2 separate regions of the Homo sapiens genome follow, and region 2 is linked to region 1. Evidence: read pairs that join two places in POLR2A ChIA-PET (ENCODE). Cell type or tissue: IMR-90. All regions are shown on one strand.

Region 1 (5,000 bases):
CACCTACCCTAGTTATCTGTGGGCCTTGGATGGGCAGCTAGAAGAGCAAGGGTCTGGAGAGAGACAGACCTTGTTTGAGTCCCAGCTTAAACTACCTTCTATCTATATGACCTTGGGTAAGCTATTCCCTCTCTGAGACTCAGTTTTCTCATCTGGAAAGTGGAAACTGATACAATACCATGACTTAGGTTCAGTTTTGGGGGGGATTCAAAAGATAAAATGTCTAGGTTTAGCACAGTTTTTGGAACATGATGAGAATTCAAAAGCAGCAGTTTAGGCCGGACGTGGTGGCTCACACCTTTAATCCCAGCACTTTGGGAGGCTGAGGCGGGTGGATCACCTGAGGTCAGGAGTTCAGGACCACCCTGGCCAACATGGTGAAACCCCGTCTCTAGTAAAAATACAAAAATTAGCTGGGCATGGTGGTGGGCGCCTGTAGTCCCAGCAACTCAGGAGGCTGAGGTGGGAGAATCACTTGAACCTGGGAAGCGGAGGTTGCAGTGAGCTGAGATCACACCACTGCACTCCAGCCTGGGTAACAAGAGCAAAACTGTCTCAAAAAAAAAACAAAAAGCAGCAGTTTTATAATTAGTATCCAGCCTTCCTGTGTCTGCCTCCTTGGGGTGATCCATGGAACCTAGCCTGTTCTTTGATGATGCTAAAGGCTGTTTGAGTCCAGGAGAATTGACTTGAACAGAACATAGGTCTGAGACCCTTCACCTGGCAGGAGATGAGGGCCATTGATAGTCGTGGTTCTGTATGATTTGCAAGATAGTCCTGCTACCTTGGGTTTGACAACTGAGGTAACTCCCCAGTTATCTCTTCCTCTGGATTTCAGCTTAGGAAGACTCTTTTATATCACCTGTTGGCATGGGAGAGGCCACTCCTGCAGGAAGCCAGGGTGCTTCTTTTGGAATGCTCAGGTCCTCAGAGGACATTGATTGAAAGGGAATTTTAGGGCAAACCCAATGAAGCTCAGGCAGCAGCTGAAAAACACACCAGATTCCCTTGACTCTTATCTGTCAAGGAAAGTCTGTTGGTGACCACCTAATATGTGGGGTAGGGTTGGTTACAGGCAGGATCTGGCATAAACAGGTAAAGTTGCAAGAGAAACATTTAGGTATCACCAGATTCCTCCCTTGCATTGTGGCAGGGCTGCACCTAAGAGCTGCTCCTAAAGGTTGAGCACCTTGTTCTTTTCCCCCAGTTGGATTAGGAGCTTTTAAGCACCAATACCCCCTCCCCAATAACAGTCTTTGCTGATTTTTCTCTTGCAGCCAGGCGGCACTCCAGGGTCCGGCCCAAGGTGACTGTCCTGAACTATGCCTCCCCGATAACCGCAGTCAGCCGGCCACTGAATGAGATGGTCTTGACCCCACTGACAGAGCAGGAGGGGGAAGCCTACCTGGAGAAGTGTGGCAGCGTGCGGCGGCACACGGTGGCCAATGCCCACTCGGACATCCAGCTGCTGGCCATGGCCACCATGATGCACTCGGGCCTGGGGGAGGAGGCCAGCAGTGAGAACAAGTGCCTGCTCCTGCCACCCAGCTTCCCCCCGCCCCACCGGCAGTGCTCCAGTGAGCCCAACATCACTGACAACCCTGACGGACTGGAGGAGGGGGCCAGGGGCAGCCAGGAGGGCTCGGAGCTGAACTGTGCTTCCCTCAGCTGAGTCGCCACCCCTGGGCCTTTCCATCTCCTGTTTTGCAACCAGGATGAGGACCCCTCCATCTCCGTGGATTACTGAGGGGGGCTCTTGCTTTATGCGATGCTGCCTTATTTCCTTTAGGGTACTGTCCTGGTCAAAATGACCTAAGGGGAAACCGTTGTTGTAAACCTCTTTATTTTGGTGACTGTGACCACTTCTTTGTAGCCACCAATTGTAGTGACCAGTTGCCTAATGGTCACTTTCTGACTCCAGCCTTGCCAGCCTGACTCAGATCCTCATCTCTGGGCCTTTCTCCCTCCGATGTTGGACTGCCTGATGCTCCCAATGACATATCCAATGCTCCTGGCATTTCTGGAGCAGGAGGTTGTCAGGACAACACATATAACCACCAAGGATGTGTTGGCCTTTGGAGTTCCCCTTTAGGTTCCTAGTGATGTGGAGGTTTATGGGTGAAAAATTAGTGGAGAGGGAACTCCTCTCCCCCATTTTGTGTAGAGTGAAAATAGCCTGAAGCCCCTACTCAGCAGGGCTCTGGGAATGTGCCTTCCTTATTTTAGTTTCAGAATTGCTGGGAAAGTTACCCCACTGGTGGGTGAGGATCTATCCTCAACCTACATCCAGATCCTATGTGCTGCTTGCACAGAGGCCTTTGGCTTTTGACCCAGGAGGGCCGCGAGGCTGGAGCTGCCCTGTCTTTCATTGAGCCTTAGCATTTCCCTCTCAGGCTTCCTCTCAAGCTCAAGGAACTCACCCCCAGATAAGAAGCTGGTGCCTCTTGTCTCTCTCATTTCAGAAACGGACTTTCTCATCATGCTTTCCTATGGTGGGTATGAGGGGCCAGCTGATACCAACCAACTGGCCTGTATCTATCTATCTGGATTTGACTTGAATTTTTAAAATGTGTATCGTTTAAAAAAAAAAATGTTTGCAAATTTTGCACATAGGATCTTGCACTGTTCATTTTCAGTGGGGTGAGTCTTCACACTAAAAACACAAGCAGAGCTCCTGGGAAAAGAGACTGGAAGTGGTTCAGGATAAAGAGATCCATGGTGGGCAGGGCTGTTAGGTCACAGAGCTCTAGAAGCAGCTGGACTTGAACCCACAATGGCTTGTGTAAATTCGTAAATTTCATGGTTTCTAGGAAAAGCTGCATTGGGGTGGGGAGACCCAGTTTGCCTCATAGGCAGAGGATTCTCCAGGAAGCATGGAAAATGGAATGTTTCCATGCTTTACAGTGCTGGGAGAGAGGGGAGATGTGGGCAGGACCTTTTGGAAGGATGTTTATTCTCTGTGGTTAAAGAAATGCTGAGAATTTCTAGCATGTGAAGCACTTGGGGGCAGCAGGCCTTGGCACGGTGCTGCATCCTTCTACTGCTCCCTCCAGGTCTGGGGGCTTTTATCCACCTTGAATCCCTATCCTCCTCTTTGTAGTTGTCGGTCTCACTGATAACAGCTCCAGAAAAAAAGACAAGGCTCCCCCTCTGACCCTTCCTGTTGGTATTTATGAAATCTCAAAGAGATGAGCCACCTTGGCTTCCAATATGGCAAGAGGGTGCTGGGAGAAGGTGAAGATCAGTCTAAGCTGCCACGGTGATGAGACCTTCTCATTATGTAACTCTTGATGGCATTTCCCTTCTGAGTGAAGATTTGAAATATGATTGATTAGAATTGTGCTCTTGATGGCTGGGAATTTAGAAATTTTATTTTAAGAGTTATTTCATTTTCATCCTAAGAGTGATGGGAGAGAAATGTCCAAAAGAGATCTGCTGATCTGCTGAGAGTTTCAAACAAACAAAAAAATAATCTCTATGTATGTGTTGGATAAAGTCTACAGACTGACTAACATGCATTAGCAAATGGAGCATCAGTAGGTAGCAACATGATAATTTATGTAACTGATAGCTTCTGTCCTTATTAGTACACTTAACATTTGAGACTAGTATTTATTGATCCAGGCAAAGTAATTAATTAATCATGCTTGGGCTTACTTTTTCAGTTTGTAAGGTTAAGCATATGTGCATGCGTGCGTGTGTATATAAATGCCTTTTCCATATCTTAAATGTCCCTGATGAGGAGAGCAGTCATCAATTAAATATATAAGCTCTTAAAATGAGAATGGAAGTGTCAGTATAGACCCAGTGTACTTAAGTGCTGATGACTGTTAGCCAGTTTACAACTTTTTACCATCGATGTACACATTTGATATTTGTGCAGTAAATAGACTGTACCTATAAAAAATTTTATTGATGTTTATGGTCATGTTAGCTATCAGAGAGCTATTGGAGTGAGAGCTGAGGTGTCCTTAACCACTTTTTCTCTCCTAGATTCATTTTCATTATTTATGCTAGGATTTTCTTATGGTTGACATTTGATGACAGGAAGCAATCATGACTCTTCAAGTGAGCTCACAGAAACCTTTCATGTTGTCTGTTTCCAAAATGGATTCAATAAACAACATTTTGTCCATGTTACCCTATTCTCATGCTGGGTGCCCCAGGGGTGTCTTGATCGAATTTGCAAGTATAGCAGTCAAATCAGATCTTTTTTTTTTTTCCTCAAATTAGATCTTGATGCATCTTTCCCTCAAACTCCCTGCCCCAACTTCTGCCTCCTCTTTTCTTGTTGCCTCTACTCCACAGTCAGACAGCAGCCTTAGCTCAGCCAGTCTTCCCTGGGTTTTGTTTGCAATCCTGGACTGGATTGGCAACTCATTTCCTGGAGAAACATATTGTGGAGCTAGAAAATACTGAAAAAAGTCTGAGAAGCCAATACTTTTTCTAAAACCAGCTTGGCCTTTCTTCCCAGAGTATTTGACCTAGAGGGAACAGTTACCATATGTACTCATGGATGATCTCATATATTCCCCTCTGATTCTGTTTGGCAGAGGAAATTTATGTTTTACTCTGCATAAATACTTCTAGGAGGCTTATAGCAGCAACAGTCTGAGACCGCTAAAGACTTAATAAGAGCCTTTGAAGAGGTGTGACTGATTAGTCATCCTGTAGGGTGTAAAAGGAGAGTGTGTATGTTTTGGTTGAGCCTTTGCAGGTCATAACTATGGTAAATAACCACTGAGCATTCTGCCTCAACAGGTTTCATGTCATTAGTGTGCCCATGACATAGCAGTGCACCATCATATTCATTCATCCACCCATCTACCCATCAAACACTTGTGGAGTTTCCATTGTGTGTAGGCGCTTTTCTTCGTACTAGGGATACAGTGATGGACAAATAACCAAGGTGCCTGCTCTCATGGAGCTTACACTATAGGGGGGAAGGCTGGAAATCAGGTCAACACAAGCATCACAACTACCAAACAACACTGGATGAA
Region 2 (5,000 bases), 66 kb before region 1:
CTTCTCAAAATTCTTATCTGAATTGCATCTTTTGCCATATAAGATAATATTCACAGGTTTTGGTGACAAGTGTATGCATCTTTGTGGGGGGTGGGGAGATGTTTTTCTGCCTACCACAGTGAGTGAATGGCAAAGTGACCACTGATTTTAGGGTTTATCTGCCCCCAGAGCTCTGAGTGATACACATTTGTGGCTGTACATCCTTCAGAGCTATAAGCATTATACTTCTCAACATCTTTTCTGCAATGCTATTTCTAGGCTCTGGTGGGGGTGGGTATTGGAGTCATAACTAAGAATTTCTGGACCCTTTGATTCAGAAGTTCCATTGCTGAGAAGGCACCTTACAAACATGGTCATGTCATCCCGAAGACCCACAGATTCGCTCATTCTTTACAGTAACCACAAAAGGGGAAACTCCCTAAATATCTACCCATAGGGGACTGGTTAAATAAAATGTAATATCTCCTAAATGGAATAGTCAAGCTACCATTAAACATAATAAAGTAGATCAATATGTAGTGATATGGGAAGATGGCCATGACGTGTTATTAGAAGGAAAGAAAAACATTACTCATTCTTAGGATATTAATAAGAATGTGTGTGTACACATGTGTGCAGCTATTAACAATTAAATAAAATTAAAATTCAGTTCCTCAGTTGCACTAGCCACATTTCAAGTTCTCAATAGCCATATATGGCTAGTGGCTACCATATTGGACAGCACAAATACGGAACATTTCTGTCATCTTGAAGTTCTACAGGATAGAGCTGCTCTATGCTAAGTGGCTAGAAAGAGGCCTTTCACTATGTTTGTTATAGAGTTATGTGAATGCTTATGTTTGTTATAATAAATGACCAAGTATGCTATTATCAGAAAAATAGGGGCACATAGAGTTTCCAAGGTAACATTCTATTTCTTAAGTAGGTACTAGTTCATCATTATTTATTTATTAGTTATTTTTTTTAATAGAAACAGGGTTTTGCTTCGTTGCCTAGGGTGGAGTGCAGTGACATGATCACAGCTCACTGTAACCTTGAACTCCTGGGCCCAAGCGATCATCCTGCCTTAGCCTCCTCAGTAGCTAAGAATATGGGCAAACACTACCATGCCTGAATAATTTATTTTTATTTTTATTTTTTGTAGAGACAGGGTCTCACTACATTTCCCAGGCTGGTCTCAACCTCCTGGGCTCAAGCAGTCCGCCCGCCTCAGCCTCCCAAAGTGCTGGGATTATAGGCGTGGGCCACTATGCCTGGCCTATTATTATTATTTAAAATGTATGTTTGCGTGTGTATAAACTTTTAAAGTATGTTTCATAATGAAAATATTTTGAAATATATAGGAAAAAAGAAAAAAGGAATCTCCTGGCAGGCTCAACAGTGAGCCAGGCGTGAGTCTGGGACACTTCCGGCCGGGGCTGAAGCCCTGACCTGACAGCTTTCCAAGCTTGGCCAAGTCAGGCGCCTGCTCAGGCCTCAGTTTCCTAATTTGTGACAGACTGTCTGCTCCATCTGCCTTACAGGACTGAGGTAAGACTTAGAAGCACACCATGTGTAGAAAAACACTTTCAAACTGAGGAACTTGCTACACAGAGATGTAGGGTCAGTAAATAAGGTCATGAGTTATTAAAGGGCTAAGGAGGCAAGCCTGGGTGCACTGTGATGGGGATGGCGGCTCAGAGGACTTGTCTGCTCCTCAGTGGAGTATTTCCAGACGCTACTGCGTCACCAGAAGCAGAGGGAGCTGCTGTTGTATTCCCACTGCTATCATGGCTTGGCAATTTAGAAATAACTACGACAACATGATTTTATTTATTGAACGAGCTCTTATGTAGCACTTATTTGCCAGGTACAGTTCTAAGTGCTTGACAAATATTTATCCATTTAATCCTCCTCCAACCCTCAGGTAGTCACTCAGGGTCATTTCATGTGGGAGGAATTTGAGACTCAGAGAGGTCAAGTAACTTGATCAAGGTCACACAGCTCATAGGGAGTGGGTGTCTAAGGCAGCTGTTCTTTCTCCTTTCATCCTTTCTCACCACTCCTCTTGCCCCATCAAATATGGTCATAGAGTTCCTTATGCCAGCTTATTTATCTCAGGGGCATGAGATTGAACTTTTGATAGGAAATTTAGTTCCTAACTTAGTGGCTTCAATTCTAGTTTTCTGGCTGAGTTTGGTAGCATGGAAAAGTGGGAATGGGCTGGAGAATGAGGCACCAGTCAATGATCTGCCACACACTAGCTGTGTGACTTTGGGTAGGTTACCTAACTTCTCTGATGTTCAAGTTTTCTTTTCTTTTTTTTTTTTTTTTTTGAGATGGAGTCTTGCTCTGTTGCCCAGGCTGGAGTGCAGTGGCACGATCTTGGCTCACTGCAACCCCTGCCTCCTGGGTTCAAGCGATTCTCCTGTCTCAGCCTCCTGAGTAGCTAGGATTACAGGCACGCCAACACGCCCAGCTAATTTTTGTATTTTTAGTCGAGACAGGGTTTCACCGTGTTGGTCAGTCTGATTTCGAACTCCTGCCCTCGAGATCTACCCATCTTGGCCTCCCAAAGTGCTGGGACTACAGGCATGAGCCACTGTGCCCAGCTCAACTGGTATTTTGTGAGGGTTGAGTAAGTTTATGTATTGTGACAATGCTTGGCTTCATGTCAGCCAGGCAGCCGATGCCTTTTTTTTTTTTTTTTTTTTTTTTTTTTTTGAGAGAGAAGCCTTGCTTTGTTGCCCAGGCTGGAGTGCAGTGGTGCCATCTTGGCTCACTGCAACCTCCACCTCTCGGATTCAAGCGATTCTCCTGCCTCAGCCTCCTGAGCAGCTGAGACTACAGGCACGCACCACCATGCCCGGCTAATTTTTGTACTTTTAATAGAGACAGGGTTTTGCCATATTGACCAGGCTGATCTCGAACTCCTGACCTCAGGTGATCCGCCTGCCTTGGCCGGGATTACAGACGTGAGTGACTGTGCCTGGCCTAGCCAATGCCTTCTTAATTCTTTTCCTTCATCTTTTTCTTTCTTTTCTTTCTTTTTTTGTTTTTTTTTGAGACGAGTTTCGCTCTTGTTGCCCAGGCTATAGTGCAATGGCACGATCTCGGATCACCGCAACCTCTGCCTCTCAGGTTCAAGCGATTCTCCTGCCTCAGCCCCCCGAGTCGCCGGGATTAAAGGCATGCGCCCCCATGCCCGGCTCATTTTGTATTTTTAGTAGAGATGGGGTTTCTCCATGTTGGTCAGGCTGGTCTCGAACTCCTGACCTCAGGTGATCCACCCACCTCGGCCTCCCAAAGTGCTGGGATTCCAGGCTAAGCAGTGAGCTTAGTCTTGAGGATATAGAGGTGAATAAAGCCCGATGCCTGTCTTCAAGGAATTTGCAGAATGGCCTAGGTGGGAGCTGGGGAACATGCTCAAACAGGTGTCGGGGAATAGCTCTCACAGTCCTGGCTCTCTTCCTGCCTCGAGCACCTTGGATGTGTTTCTTTGCTTCTTTGCTATACCTTTGTCATCTGTCAATGGGACCTGGACTGGCCCCACTCCGAGGCCCCATCTGTTCTGTCATTTTCTGACTTGTCAGATATAGGTCAGGACAGGCCCGCGCCTGCCGGGCCAGCGCTGTAGCAGGTGAACCCAGGGTGTATCAGCGTTTCCCTTTAGGCCACTCTTGTCAATGCTCCCAACGGCCTCCTCCTTCCTCCCTGTGCTGCTCTGGGGAGGTCTCTTGGCTCTGCCCGGCAGTAGGAACAGTGGAGACAAAGACAGCTTCACATTCTCTTCAGCTGTCAGGATTGAGAGTGGCGGATTCGGGAGGAGAAAAATGAGTCAGTGGCAACTCGTTGTGTGTGACTGTGCAGTTTATCTGAGTCCGCGGGAGCCATAGTCGTAGGCTGAAAATGACCCTTATTTAAGAGAGGCTGAGTGCGTGGTTGTGGCTGCCCAGGCGCTTTGCTGGACTAGGCAGCCTGGGAACACTAACTGAGAAGTGGACGGGGACAGGAGCCAGCCTGCGGTCCTCAGTGTCTTACAGTTTCCTGGAGAAGTGGATGTTTCGGCAGGAAGATGGTGGGTAAACACCTGGAACGATCCATTCTGCTCACTTTTCTACTTCCCTGTACCAGTGCCATGGAATGAGAGGCAGCTCCATTAACTCGTTTAAGATCCTCATAAAGGGAGTTAATATCCTGTAATTACACAGGTGAATTGCATTTAGCAGGTCCATTTGAAGAATGGCAGCGAAATGGATCCTGTCTTAGTAGTGTGACCTTTACTGGGTGAGTTAAATCCCAAAGCTAGCCAATTTAAGGATATGGAAGGACCTTCTGTGGCTTTATTTCTTCATCACCTCATTTTTTGGTTTGTGTAGATCTTTCCACGTTGCAGTGGCATTTATGAAGCTGCTGAGGCCTTCTGAAACTTGACAGCCTGTTATGCTTCTTTTGTTAATAAAGTTTAACAAAACTGTTGAACTCATTCTGAGCAGGGGGTGAAGGGGCAAAGACTGTACAGGAAAACAGGACATAAGTCTGCTTTCCTTAAAAGAAAAAAGTTAAGAGACAGGACAAGCCATTTCTTTTCTGCCTCTTCGTATTACAAGTTCCTTGTTGCTATGCCTGTTGCCTGCAGATAGCTGCTAACACCTCCCGTGCCCTCTCGATGGCTTGCCTCCATGCCCATCTGAGTGGCTTAACTCACTCTTCTGACCACAACAGCATGTTTGATTTGGAGGTGAGACTTCGGTTCCTCCTTCTTCAAGTGCTAACCAGCTGGAGCTGCAAAAATCTTCTCCCCTGGCAACCTGAAGGTTGACTTAAGGCTAGAATATCTTTTTCTTGCATCATTAGTTTTTGGGACATAGCAGAGTTAGCTGGTGAGAGAGATGGCAGTGAAAACACTTCTGGGCTAAACCTACTAAACCGTCAAGTAAAAAGTGACTATGAGATTCGTGGTGTTTCCTTTTGTCCTTCACTCTGCTGAACTCTAATTCTCGCCTTTTAAGTCATTCATT

The links. Peaks named below come from ENCODE experiments on the same cell type or tissue, not always from the same donor. Only the 100,000 strongest peaks of a DNase experiment are listed, where the experiment ranks them.
Region 2: POLR2A ChIA-PET joins it to region 1 with 7 read pairs; 11 of 35 experiments call an interaction of 5 or more read pairs at or near these places.

The regions. Positions count from the first base shown.
Region 1 is chr11:36,461,065-36,466,064 of GRCh38, forward strand. PRR5L (proline rich 5 like) reads left to right here. Exons shown (of 9, transcript NM_001160167.2): 9 at 1,278-4,140. The coding sequence ends at 1,672. Among named protein-coding and RNA genes, the nearest start is that of TRAF6, 47 kb to the right of the region's middle. In IMR-90, no CTCF peak of the experiment used is centred here; DNase peaks (open chromatin) are centred at 2,907 and 4,477; H3K27ac peaks cover 414 bases.
Region 2 is chr11:36,394,771-36,399,770 of GRCh38, forward strand. The region is part of intron 1 of PRR5L (proline rich 5 like); the gene reads left to right. Among named protein-coding and RNA genes, the nearest start is that of PRR5L, 100 kb to the left of the region's middle. In IMR-90, no CTCF peak of the experiment used is centred here; no DNase peak of the experiment used is centred here.